Regions from separate parts of the Homo sapiens genome. Here region 2 is linked to region 1. Evidence: read pairs that join two places in POLR2A ChIA-PET (ENCODE). Cell type or tissue: Caco-2. All regions are shown on one strand.

Region 1 (2,500 bases):
ACATTTATGTCTGCAGAGGTTTCTGCTGCCTTTTTTTCAGCTATGCCCTGCCCCCAGAGGTGGAGTCTACAGAGGCAGGCAGGCCTCCTTGAGCTGCGGTGGGCTCCACCCAGTTCGAGCTTCCCTGCCGCTTTGTTTACCTACTCAAGCCTCAGCAATCGTGGGCGCCCCTCCCCCAGCCTTGCTACCGCCTTGCAGTTGGATTTCAGACTGCTGTTCTAGCAATGAGCAAGGCTCCGTGGGCATGGGACCCTCCATGCCAGGCACGGAATATAATCTCCTGGTGTTCCATTTGCTAAGACCATTGGAAAAGTGGTATTAGGGTGGGAGTGACCTGATTTTCCAGGTGCTGTCTGTCACAGTTTCCCTTGGCTAGGAAAGGGAATTCCCTGACCCCTTGTGCTTCCCGGGTGAGGTGATGTCTCGCCCTGCTTCAGCTCACACTCGGTGAGCTGCACCCACTGTCCTGCACCCACTGTCTGACAAGGCCCTGTGAGATGAACCCAGTACCTCAGTTGGAAATGCAGAAATCACCTGTCTTCTGCATCACTCATGCTGGGAGCTGTAGACTGGAGCTGTTCCTATTCGGCCATCTTGGAACCGCCCCCTCTCATTTTCATAATAAGGTTATAGATTCACCTGAAAGGGAATGCAAAAGGAAAGGGGAACACAAATCTGGAAAACTAGCATTTAACTTCACTAATGAGCAATTAAATGCAAATTAAAATCGAAATGGTATTAATTTAGGCAACAATTTTTACATGAGCAAACCCGAGTCCACAGGGAAGGGGGTTCTTTTTCCTGTGACAAGGTAAGTTGGTGCAGCCCTTTTGGCAGGGAACTTGCACTGTGTAATAACAGCTGCAAAAGGCAATTCCATTTAACAGTCATTTAATTCATTTAACACACAGCCATAGAGCTGCTTGAGAATTTTTCATAACGCCATGATGGAAATTACCTTCTTCTCATGGGAATTCCATTTAAGAAGGGGTCACATGGTACTATTTACTATTCTCCCAACTACCTGTCAATCTGGTATCTCTCCCATGGGGCTCACTGGGAGAAGCCAGCTTCTGCTACAGGGTCACATTAATTACCGTAGCCCTTAGGATCCTGTCTCCAGAGGACCCAGGTAGAGCTGGAGCCCAAGAACAGTCCCTTCCTGATGTGGGCAGGAAACTCTAGCTTCCTTATTAAGGACACCTCCCAGCTCTCCAAAGTTGAACAGCCTGACTTTGTCACTGTGATTCACATTCCTCTCATCTCTTCTTGATGACCTGGCTGCCCCGTCACTCTGGCCCCAGGGGATACTGTTTTTCCTTTAACATCCTTACTTCATTCTGAGTGCTGCTTCAGAAGGAAGGGGCCCACAGCTCTCTGCCAATGATTTAATTCCAAATACTCTTTTTTTCATCGCCCCAACCCAGACCCCATCCCCTTCCCAGCAGCCTGGAGGTCCTGAGCAAATGAATTCCTGGTCATGACCTTTCCCTATAGTCTTCCTGGACATGGTCACCTCCACTCTTGATGCCCTCCGGGTCTTGGACAGCACACTTTTAAATCTAAGTACTGTTAGCTCCGCCTGGGCCCAGGGCAGCGGGTGGGGCAGGGGGTCAGAGAGCACAGGCAGGAAGCATGCTCCTGTGCCCTTCATTGCCTGGTATTGATTTTCTCCCATCCCTCACTCTTCCACTGCCCCATAAAGAAGTCAGAGTTGTAAAGCTGTCAGGACATTTTCTATGAGACAGGTATGCAGAATGGAAGTGTTGTTAGTGGCTCTTAAAGAAAGAAACCGGGTGGCTCTGTGGTAGTCTCTGGCATTGTTGTGGGCTGTGCATAGAGAATGGGGTTTGGAGAGAGACCTGCACTGTCAAGGATGTGGTTGCTGATGTTTCTAGAGATGAGGGAACACCATGGCTAATTCCTTCCCTCAGTAAGTAGCACGACACACAAAGGAGCTGCTGCACTGCTTCAGTTTCCCAAGATGAGGGTGAAAGCTCAGTGTAACTTAAAGTTTCTGCACCTCCATGGATGCATCTGTAGTCCAAGAGAGAGAGAAGGACGGAAGAGCTGAAGGTATTTATACCTTACAGAATCCATGCATCAAGGGAAACACATTGTCCACCTTGCAGGATGTTGCAAAGGTGTTTTGTTTGCTGTAACACTCTCTAATCAAAATCCACCTCTGCCATTTACTAGCTCTATGGCATCAGGCAAGGTACACAAGCTTTCTGAGCCTCAGTTTTCTCATCCCTCAAAATGGGGCTATTTAATACCTACTTGCAGAGATGCTGTAAATATAAAAGTAGAATCCTATAAAATAATCTAATGTCTTGCATATATATATATATATACCTTTTTTCAATAAATACTTCCTTTGTTTTTCAATTGTTGGCCAGAGCCCTTAACCCAATATCGGTGTGACTGTTAATGTTTTAACAGGGGCTTATGGATCTGTTCCAGGACTTGGTGGTTTCCTGGTTTAACAAAGCCCTCTAAT
Region 2 (2,500 bases), 380 kb after region 1:
GGGGAGCTGAGCACAGTGGCTCATACCTGTAATCTCAGCAAGTCAGGAAGCCAAGGCTGGAGGATCAATTCAGCCCAGGAGTGCAAGGCTGAGGTGAGCTACGATTGCACCACTGCCCTCCAGTCTGGGCAACAGAGTGAGAGAATGTCTCTAAATAAGTAAATAAATGTATGAAGAGGACAACTGTAAAATAAGCCACATTTCTAAAAGAGAATCAGGTCATTTTCAAACGGAGCAGGAAGAATAAAGGAATCATTTTCATGATATTTCCCCTCACTGTTAGGACTAAAGCTGTCCTTTATACAGGAAAAGGAAACCCTGTCTTCGCAAAATCCTGAAGGCTTTTCTATGTGTAAACCCTAGAGAAATACCTGTCAAATGAGTAACTATCCTAATAAATCCTATATGGATGTTCACTTCTTTTAATACTTGAGTGCAGCCGGGCGTGGTGGCTCATATCTGTAATCCCAGCACTTTGGGAGGCCAAAGCGGGTGGATCACCTGAAGTCAGGGGTTCAAGACCAGTCTGGCCAACATGGAAAAGCCCCATCTCTACCTACTAAAAGCACAAAAATTAGCAGGGCGTAGTTGCGCATGCCTGTAGTACTAGCTACTTGGGAGGCTGAGGCAGGATAATCACTTGAACCTGAGAGGCAGAGGTTGCAGTGAGCTGAGACCATGCCACTGCACTCCAGCCTGGGTGACAGAGAGAGAATCTGTCTCAAAACAAACAAACAAACAAAAAAAAAAACCTTGAGTGCCCAGGGATGAGATGGCACCTATTCAATTAACCATCCTGATAAGAAAAGCAAAACCCTTCTCTCACAGGAAGGCTCCTGAGCCCAGCCAGGTGCAGCACTACCTGTGTCTCCCAGTGCTGTAGTCATTCCAGCTCAGCAGGGCAGTGGAACAGCTGAGACAGAAGAAATGTTTCCTGAGGAAGGCAGAGTGTTTAGGAAAGATAACCCAAACACGGACATTTTGTACATTCTTTCAGTCCCCACTTTGGACTATTGAAAAGTAAATATAAATCAGACTTTTACAAAACTTAAGTATTAAACTTCAAATTCCTTCAGGGAAACATATCTGTATACTTTGACTCACACTTACTGACTTGGCAACAATACAGCTATCATTTACTATGTGTCAGGCACTAAGTGCTTTACCATATTAATTCATTGAAACCTCACAGTCCATGAAGTAGGTGGTCTTATTATCGTCTCCATCATACAGGTGAGGAAAGACTTTAAGTAACTTGCCCAGTCACGAGGCTAGTAAGCATGGAGCAGAAATTGATTCCCAGCAGTCTGGCTCAATTCTGTGCCCCAAATTACATCATTACAATGAGAGCTACCTTCAGAAAACAAAAATAAATGTATTGCCCCTGCTTTCTCTAGATTCATGGAGTAACATGTCCAGATTTTCTCAAATCCATCTCCCCATACACCTCCGTCAATCCTGACATTTGGCAATAATGCCAAGCAGGAAAAGAAGCTTTTCCCAAGGTATGTGAGTAAAACCTGTACTACAATAAAAATTATATTAACTATTCAGGTTCCCTCTGTCTTTTTTTTTTTTTTTTTTTTTTTTGAGACGGAGTCTCGCTCTGTCGCCCAGGCCGGACTGCGGACTGCAGTGGCGCAATCTCGGCTCAGTGCAAGCTCCACTTCCCGGGTTCACGCCATTCTCCTGCCTCAGCCTCCCGAGTAGCTGGGACTACAGGCGCCCGCCACCGCGCCCGGCTAATTTTTTGTATTTTTAGTAGAGACGGGGTTTCACCTTGTTAGCCAGGATGGTCTCGATCTCCTGACCTCATGATCCACCCGCCTCAGCCTCCCAAAGTGCTGGGATTACAGGCGTGAGCCACCGCGCCCGGCCGGTTCCCTCTGTCTTCTAAGAGCACAGATAACTGCAAGTTTACCATACATGATGGAGAATTTCTGCTACTTCCCCTGTAAAATATTTTCAAAATATCTTACTCACTCAACTGATAAAAGGTGATAAACCTACCTAAAAGACTTTTGGTGAAGAGAAGTAAGTATCAGTTGTATTTTTCAGAGCGCAGAAAAGTTGTGTGATCAAAACAACAAAAATAAGATTATAATTCCAGTTTACTGATGGACTCGAAAAACATATACGTTATAAAACAACTAAACAACTCAACTGTAGCTATGTTACATGTTTAAAATGAACTAATCATTGTAAAAATGTTTAAAGAATGGGAATGATAGCAGAAGAAAAATGTCACCATGAGAGAGTATAAAGATGGGTTAAAGGTTTTCTTCCTGCAAAACTCAATTTGTTTATTAAGTTGTAGCACTGCCCACCCACCGCACCCCACAAAAAAAGCCACATTCATTTGAGGTCACTTTACCTCCTGCTATTTCCTTTGCAGTGAGTCTGCAAAGTTCTAATGCACGGTGCTGATTTTATTCATTGAACAGAAAGCAATTGAGTGAAACATACAAGCAACTAAACCTTTGGCATCCTGTGAAACCAC

What was found. Peaks named below come from ENCODE experiments on the same cell type or tissue, not always from the same donor. Only the 100,000 strongest peaks of a DNase experiment are listed, where the experiment ranks them.
Region 2: POLR2A ChIA-PET joins it to region 1 with 7 read pairs; 3 of 35 experiments call an interaction of 5 or more read pairs at or near these places.

Annotation. Positions count from the first base shown.
Region 1 is chr11:13,938,904-13,941,403 of GRCh38, forward strand. No RefSeq gene overlaps it. Among named protein-coding and RNA genes, the nearest start is that of LINC02683, 15 kb to the left of the region's middle. RefSeq lists an enhancer at 1-186. In Caco-2, no CTCF peak of the experiment used is centred here; DNase peaks (open chromatin) are centred at 1,298 and 1,565.
Region 2 is chr11:14,317,780-14,320,279 of GRCh38, forward strand. All of the region lies in intron 1 of RRAS2 (RAS related 2), which reads right to left. Among named protein-coding and RNA genes, the nearest start is that of RRAS2, 40 kb to the right of the region's middle. In Caco-2, no CTCF peak of the experiment used is centred here; no DNase peak of the experiment used is centred here.